Linked DNA regions of Homo sapiens: region 1 is linked to region 2. A link is a loop called in an ENCODE intact Hi-C map of the cell type or tissue named here. Cell type or tissue: CD4-positive, alpha-beta T cell. All regions are shown on one strand. Each heading gives the region's core, and the rest is flanking DNA. Links, peaks and the distances in the headings are about the cores only. Region 1 has its middle 7.6 kb from the start of MIR181A1HG. Region 2 holds the start of LOC105371677 (a long non-coding RNA gene).

Evidence for each region. A loop is a pair of places that touch in the nucleus more often than their neighbours do. Peaks named below come from ENCODE experiments on the same cell type or tissue, not always from the same donor. Only the 100,000 strongest peaks of a DNase experiment are listed, where the experiment ranks them.
Region 1: it touches region 2 in a loop (2.1-fold over the local background); 3 of 110 quality-filtered maps call a loop at or near these places.

Annotation. Positions count from the first base shown.
Region 1 is chr1:198,942,864-198,947,270 of GRCh38, forward strand. No RefSeq gene overlaps it. Among named protein-coding and RNA genes, the nearest start is that of MIR181A1HG, 7.6 kb to the left of the region's middle. In CD4-positive, alpha-beta T cell, for the core only: no CTCF peak of the experiment used is centred there; no DNase peak of the experiment used is centred there.
Region 2 is chr1:198,517,164-198,521,570 of GRCh38, forward strand. LOC105371677 (a long non-coding RNA gene) reads right to left here and starts at 2,647. Exons shown (of 2, transcript XR_922398.3): 1 at 2,388-2,647. In CD4-positive, alpha-beta T cell, for the core only: no CTCF peak of the experiment used is centred there; DNase peaks (open chromatin) are centred at 2,668 and 3,548; H3K4me3 peaks cover 2,223 bases; H3K27ac peaks cover 2,345 bases.

The DNA of each region.
Region 1 (4,407 bases), core at 168-4,167, 430 kb after region 2:
TTAACTCCACTTCAGCATCCCTGTGACTGCAACAACCCTTTCTCAAACTTGCAGCCAAATGGATCTTTTAAAAAGGCAACCTGATTCTTTTACTCCTCAGCTTAATACTTTTTAGTGGTCCCATTACTTCTAAGGCAAACTGTGAATGTCCCTGAGGAGGCTGCTTTTGTAAGCTCCAGTGTTTTATTAAAGTAAATGCATGGAAATGTTTAATGTATGAATAACATTATAATTTACTTAGTTAAGTCTCTTAAACTTGCCCTCAAACCTTTTAAAATCTTCAAGTGAAACTGAGGCATCAGCAGTGAACAATATTTGTCCAGTGGCATGAAGAATTCCTAAGGGAACTAACGTTCTAGTCTTAGAATATGAAGACAGAGTAGATTCAATATCTTTCTTCTTCAAGAGGATTGAAAGCCCACTCTCAGCAACAGAGAGACCTGTTTTCTCTTCCCCCAGATGAATCTTCTGTCTTTAAACTCTAGAGGAGTTCTAGGAAATCTTACATGTTTTTATATTGCCTCTTTCCTTTCCAGGGGTCCGTGAAAGTGAGGGCATCCCAAACATACAATGCAATAATAGAAATTATAAGGTGGGTTAGGTCAGATGGCTTTCTAATTTTCTTGAGTTTCCCTCTTTTCTTTCACCACTCTTCATTCTTCATTATTTCGTAACTCAGTTAATAGCAGCCCAACAATTGGTCAGTCTGAAACCTGCCTATCTTTCTTAATTCCCTTCTTTCTCCTCTGCATGCCCACAGATAAGTGAATATTGTGGGGCTTACCTTTAAAATAGACTTGAAATGCAATTACCTCTCACCATGTCTTTTGCTGCTGTGCACACTGAAACCACTATTATCTCCCACATGCATTACTGCAATCATCTTCATCTGGACTCTTCTTCCACACATGCACTCACTCCCACCACAATATGTTCTCCAACAGCAGCTAGCTTTTAAAACATAAAATATATTATGTCCTTTTCTTGCTTAGAATTCTCCAGTTGCTTCCCACTACATCTACATTAATCACCCGATTCATTGCTATGACCTATAAGACATAACATCATCCTGTCATAATCCATACCTCACACTCTGATCTCATCTTTTGCCCACCCCTCTCTCATTGCACTGCCATCACACTGGCCTTAGTTTCAGACATTCTGCAAGCTGTTTGATTAGCTGTTCTCTCTGCTGTCAATGTGCTTCCCCTTGATCTTCATCTGCTGGCTCCTCCTCATCATCTGTATTTTTCTTCAAATGTCACTGCTCAGAGAAACGATTTTTTTTTTGGAATGATCCCTACACATCTACCTATCTAACTTTTTGTCTTGTTTTGTTTTGCATAGCAATTATTATCAGAAAATGTCTTAGTAGTTCATTTACTTGTCTACTATCTCTCCTTCCCCATCTAAATATGAGTCTTACGAGAGAATACTGGTCATCATTATTTTTTCTCAAGTGCTTAGAACTTTTCATTGCATATAATAAGCAATCAGGTCTTTGTTAAATGAATGAATGAATGCTTAAATAATTATAAAAATTATAAGATAATTCAAGTAGTATATTTGAGGGGAAAAATCACCTGTCACAATAAAATTAATGTAGTTCTATATATTAAAAAAATAAAGAAACACTATTGCATTATCACTGAAGGCTAAAACCCAATATACAAGTTAACAAAAAATATATTGATGTTGAATGTTCAGAGAACTATCTAACATTCTAATTTTGACTAAAATTTTTTTGTTTGCAGTAAAACAATTGAGCTCAACAATTCTTTTTTTCTTTTTTTTTTTTTTTTAGATGGAGTCTTGCTCTGTTGCCCAGGCTGGAGTGCAGTAGCATGATCTCAGCTCACTGCAAGCTCCACCTCCCGGGTTCAAGCCATTCTCCTGCCTCAGCCTCCCGAGTCGCTGGGACTTCAGGCGCCTGCCACCTCACCCGGCTACTTTTTTGTATTTTTAATAGAGATGGGGTTTCACTATGTTGGCCAGGATGGTCTCAGTCTCCTGACCTCATGATCCGCCCGCATCGGCCTCCCAAAGTGCTGGGATTACAGGTGTGAGCCACCGTGCCCGGCCCTGAGCTCAAAAATTCTAAATACACTTTATAATGGCCATTAAGTATATTCAGTTGTAAATAAATTGATTGAGAAAATGAAATTGAGTAAAGTACTCAAAATGTAGTAGTCATGAAAATAAAAATAATACCAACAATTTAATTTATGAGTATGTTTCCCTCACTCTTTCAAAATTGTATCTATGTGCTCTTGAAAAATTGTTCAAGGCCAAACAGAGTGAAGAGAAGTATATCTATGTTGTTGCCCTGTAAAAATATTTCTGTCTACATTAAAATGGTCAATTTCTATGTTCAACTTTCTGAAGAAAAACCTACTGAAAAATGAATGTTATTGATGGCAGAATTGGACATCCTGAACTACATGTTATTAAATAAACCCAAATACATACCACTTTATAAATCCTACAGTGTCTTTAAGAAAACATACTTACCAGCCCAGCACAATAGTTCACGCCTGTAATCCCAGCACTTTGGGAGGCCGAGGCGGGTGGATCACCCGAGGTCAGGAGTTCGAGACTAGCCTGGCCAACATGACGAAACCTCGTCTCTACTAAAAACACAAAAATTAGCCAGGCATGGTGGCATGCACCTGTAGTCCCAGATACTTGGGAGGCTGAGGGAGGGGAATTGCTTGAACCTGGAAGGCAGAGGTTGCAGTGAGCCGAGATCATGCCACTACACTCCAGCCTGGGTGACAGAGTGAGACTCCATCTCAAAATAATAATAATAATAATAATAATAATAAAAGAAAATATCTTACCAATAATAATCTTTTATATTAATATAGCGCTTGATACATCTCAAAGCTCTTTAACTCCCACTGTTACCTATATTCACAATAACACTATGAGGAATGTGGTACTAGTATTTTTATCTCCTTAATATAAAGAGAGAAACTGAGATCTGGAAAATAATATGATTGTTGGTAAGTCACAATGCAGCATAGGAACAGCACCATGTCTCATGATGACTATGAAATTATTCTGTATCTTGGACATGCAAATAAATTATTGGATTATGTTAAGATTTCTAATTTGACCTCAAACTTGCATACTAAAGGGGAGAATGATTGTAGAAATAGCTACTTTTCACAGGTATGCATAAAACCTTTAGTTATATAGTTCTTGCTAGTAATTTTGCCCAGTTTTTTGGGTGGTCTGGGCCTTGGGTGGGAAAATTGGGATCTGATGAAACGAGAGTTATCTGAGCAGGACGTTTCTTAACCGTTCTGAATTTACAATGAGTACATATTGGAATATGTGGACAGATCATAGGGAGTTGAAGTAAACAAGCTAAAAAAGGCTGCCTCTTATTTTGCATTGAACTCTGTAAGAGATGACATTTTCTGTGAACTTAGATTTTTTACCTTTAAGTGGCTGTAAGGTGTTTGATTTTTCTTGGTCTATTATCCTTTCTTAAGAGTGATGGCCAGATTTCTTATGAGTACATAAAAGCCTTCAGACACAGTGAATTTCTCAAATACATATATCATTCATGTAGAACAAATTTGAAAACTCATTATTTTGGTTTTTTCTTTTCCTTTTTTTTTAAAGATTGGGTCTTTCTGCGTTGCCCAGGCTGGTCTCAAACTCCTGAATTCAAGTGATCTTTGCTCAGCCTCTTGAGTAGCTGAGACAACAGGTGCATGTCACTGCACTTGGCATGGTTTTCCATTTTTCATGTGGCTGCTTTGACTTCATGTGGAAAAGAGAAGATAGGCAATCTCCCAATTTCCAGTGCCTAGGCTGACAAAACTCAAAGTATATTTTCGTTGTCTTCTAATCACAGGGAAAGAGTTATATAGACAGAATGCAGCCTGTGAATAGATACTCTATATTTTAGAATTAAATTGAGCAAAACAAAGTGTCATTATTGCCTAGTCTCAGATTAAAACCACAAAATTATATAAAAGAACAATGTTTTTATTAGAGTTTAAATTTCACTTATCAATACACCATTTGAGCATTTACGTCTAGATAACCAAACAGGAATGCTTCTCCAAAATTAACATGCACATGAAGTACTTGGAACCTTGTTAAAATACAGATTCTGATTCTGTAGGTCTGAAGCACTGTCTTCAATTCTGCATATCTAACAATCTCCTGGGAGATGCTGAATCTGCTGCTCTGCTGAGTACACTCATTAGCAAGGCACTAGGAACCATTTAGAAATCTTAGGGCATAATATCAGAGGCTAACTACTTAAAGGTAACTTAATAACGATCTCCAACAGGAGAGTTTCTCCCACCACACTCTTTCCCTTTTTCTTTTTATCCTCTGTGTCAATTCTTGTCCTCACCCTCCAACTTTATCATACCTTGCTATCAC
Region 2 (4,407 bases), core at 243-4,242:
TTACATGATCACAAGTTCCCACAATAGGCTGTCGGCAAGCTGAGGAGCAAGGAGAGCCAATTTGAGTCCCAAAACTGAAGAATGTGGAGTCCGATGTTCCAGGGCAAGAAGTATCCAGCACGGGAGAAAGATGTAGGCTGGCAGGATAGGCCCGTCTGTCCTTTTCACGTTTTTTCTGCCTGCTTCATATTTTCTGGCAGCTGATTAGATGGTGCCCACCAGATTAAGGGTGGGTCTGCCTTCCCCAGCCCACTGACTCAAATGTTAATCTCTTTTGGCAACACCCTCACAGACACACCCAGGATCAATACTTGGATTCCTCAATCCAGTCAAGTTGACACTCAAGTTAACCATCACACCTGCCTTAAAAAACTAGTAGGGTTTGTCAGGCAGAGAAGGAAGAAAGGAAACTTCAGGCAAAGGGAATTAGCATATTGTAAAAATCAGCCTTAATATTATTATTTTATTTTTGAATGCTGCTGCTAACACTGTTGTTTCAACTTTCTCACCATTATTAGCAAGCCCTTCACTTGACTTAATGGGAGTGGTGTTTGTTCATTTTTACTAGACACATTTACTCATTTCATGGCTGGTGTTGTGTTGGTTTATATTCACTGCCTGCTGGTCCCTCTTTACTTTCTGTGTGGTCACACACAATTTTGAAAGTCTTTTCATGAGCAGTGGTCTATACAAGTTTCAATCAGCAAAATCACAGCTCTATTAAACCTTGCTGATTCTAGTTTGTCACCATGAAAAGCTTCTTGCTTCCTTTGTAGATGTAAATGTATATAACATTCAGTGCTTGTGGTTTTATTTGGAGTGTTTGGATATATTTACATTTTTGCTTAGGAAAGCATCTTTCTGAACTGTGACTACAAACTGTGAATTCCACTAGGAAACAGGTCTTCAGAATATTGGCAAGGCTCTCATATTCACTGTTATCTCTATTTAAATATCTTTGGGATTTGTCTGTGGAACACATATGTTCTTATTAATTGATTACACATTAATAAAAATGATAACAAGTTAACAGTTACAGATACTTTTTCAGTGGAAGTGCTAGCATGATAAAACAGGCTCAGTGAAACTTCTGTTCCATTGGATTCTACTTAACTGAACATGAAGAAACAGTTTAGTTACTCTAGTTTAAAAATAAGGGAATTTCATAATGGTCTATTTAAACTGTCTGCAAAAGAAGTTACAGTGATTTTTCTGGCATTCTCTCCCTCGTAACCTCCTTCCACACTCATTTTGTCTTTATGTCAGCCTATTTGGTTTAGTTTTTTTCAACTATAATAATAATTACCATTATTATAGACACTTATATTTGCTACTTATATATGAATCCAAATAGTCTAGTCTGAGGGATGGTGATCTTAATTACTGTGTTAAACTACACAGTATTAAATATTCTTTATGTTCACAATACCTATTGCAGGAGTTTAGTTTATTAGATGGCACAGAGAACCCCAGTTCACTCAAAATGTACCTTATCTTAAACTGGACTTGAGGAGCTGGGTCACTGGAAGTGGTAGGAGTAAGAATACAGGACTTGTCACTTTTGGTAATAGCCATGTCTGTATTTCTACTACCAATCTCAAATGTATGTTATCACATAATTCAATAATTATGGCTGAATAAGTGAGTGAGTAAATGAATAGTTAACATTGCACGGGACATAAGGTCCTCCAGTCATTTATGTCATTGATAAGTAGCTTTTTCAGGTGACTCTTGGAAGTAAGCAAACTCACTACACTAGTAACTCCTTGCATTGCCAATATTAGGCAGTCCCAAGAGAGCTGAGATGGAAGAACAGGAAATAGGAGAAGCATGCAGTTATCACAGTTATATTTCTTCAAGTTGATAAAATGGAATCATTATTTTTGTAATGAGCTCTATGCTTAGATTTCTATCTTTCTTTTAAGTGGTTTATTTCCAATAATTTTCTTTTCTTTAAGTTTAGGGACACAGTAGTCTTTCAAGAAGAATTATTTCAGTTCAACTTTAGAGTTAAAAGACACAGGACAAGGGAGCTAATCTCAAGTCTTTGATGATGAATTTAGAGGTGAAATCAGACTACCTGCCTACTCTCTTCCTGCAGTTGAGCAACTCACCATGACCAGAGGAAAACACACAACTGACTTAATCTCATTTTAAAACTATGACAATAAGCCTCATTTAGACATACAGTGCTGCTTGATAATCCTATTACACTTTCCTAGCATAGTAATCTTCTTACTTTCTAAAATGACCATTTTACCCTTTCTCGTGTTTGATAAGTCCCCTAAAATTACTCCTCATTCTCAGCTGATCATTGTCCTCGAATTTAGTTTGAAATTAGTGGTAAATAGGAACTTTCTCATCTTCCTACCACTAGATCTACTTACCTACTATGTTTGTCAATCCATGCCCATGGTCATCTTCCTGTTGAAGGCCAATTCTTCTACTTCGGATCTGAATTCTAGGCTTCCTGCCTTCTCAAGGACTTTGCTTCTGCAATAGTTCCCCTCTCTATTCGTCATAGAGATTCTTTCTCCTCTAGAGGAATTTCAATCAGCATATGAATATGCGATAACATTTCCTAGTCCAGACAAGAAACACGTGCTTGACACACATCTGTCTCAAGCTGCAGCCCCATTTCTCTGATCATTTTTATAGTTTTGTAGTTATCTATAACTGCTATCTCTAGCTTTCTCACCACACTTTCTCTCCTCAAACTCCTCCTCCACATATGTAAATCTAACAGTCACATCTCTGTCCTATTTTACTTGAACACTAAGCAGCATTCAAGACAGTTGGTCACCCTCTCCTTTTTAAGGCAATATTCAATCGGTATAGCAGTTAGCTATTGCTTCATAACGCATCACCCTAAAACTCAGTGGCTTAAAATGTTTATTATTGCTCATGAGTCTATGAGTTTTCCGGGTGGCTCATACGATGTCCTCTTTGCTCATGCCTGCATTCATGGTCGGTGGCAGGTAATGTGGCTGTGCTGATTTAGGCTGGACTCTGACATGTTGGGGGTTGGCTAGACCTAGAATGGCCTCAGCTGGGATATTTCAAAGGTGGCAGCTTTCTGCACACTCTGGCCAACTCTCTTCTACTAGCTCTATCCATCTAGAAAGTAATGGCTGTGATGCATTGATGACAATTCCTGACTTTGTGTGTATTTGTGTGCTAACATCGAGAATAAAAACCGAAATCCTTGCATTCCTTTGCAAGCCTGTAAATTGCATGGTTTTGTTTTTAAGTGCAATGGAAATGAGTAAGAACTCAATGGAATAATTTTTCATTTTGTAGTTTCTGATTGTGCAAAGGATCAAAACAAGGGTAAAGACCAATTAAAAACATGCTAACACTATTCTATTTCTGTGTGAAGATCTATCGGAACAGAAAAAGCCTTTTAGTATAAGTATACGTACAAAAAAGTCAACTTTTTTTCTGTGACTGAGAAAGCTCTCACAGATAAGTGAGCTAGCTCTGAAATACATAAAACCTTTTCATATGTAAATAAAGTAAAACCTGGCAGCTCTACCATCTGTGAAGGTGTGAGAGTTCTTAGAAAATGACTCATTCAGTTAGGCAAAGATGTGAAACCATATTTGAATGTAAAAATATGCAAACTACACAGAATCTAGGATATTGGGGGCAGCAACAGCACATACTCTTAACAATACAGTGTTTAGAATAAACGTGAGATTGTTGAGAAATTGACAAATACTACAGTAGTGAATGAAAAAACTAAAAGTAATAAATACTGCTTTTGAAAAATTGGTCTGACTTAGTATGTAAAAATAAGTGTTAAAGGGCCTACAGAGATCATTTATTTCAACACCATTTTCAGATTACAGCACTAAAAAAGAATCGTAGGCCCAGAGAGGTTGAGTGAGTTGCCAATAGGACATAGAAAGCTTGTGGCGCTGGCAGGACTGGATGTACAGTGTGCTGATGCCTAAGTCTCATCTCTTTCTTCTAGACCTGGCTCCTCTTTACTTCTGAGAAAAATCCTCTACTGACTTTAATGTGTTTCTATAGTATTTAGGGCCTAAAAGATATCCTTTCTCTTGTGCTGGCTCAGGAATTTATTATTAACTTGAGTGTTCCATATAACATATTCAAGCTTTCACATCCAGAAAACTGGCGTCTTGATGGTTTTCATGAGACAAGACAGAAAACTGCATCTTATGATATAAGGCAAATCACAATGCTATCTTTTTCAGAATTATCTTTTCACGTGATAACTCCCAAAATGTGCAATTTTACTCATTATTTTATTTATCTAAGCTTTGCAGAATAGAGTAATTGAATTCTCCAAATCTGTGTTGAGTAGAAATCCTCCAACACTGTCCTAATGTCAGGGAGACACAACTTTAATTGATGCCTTCTCCTCCACCCCCCTCAAAAAAT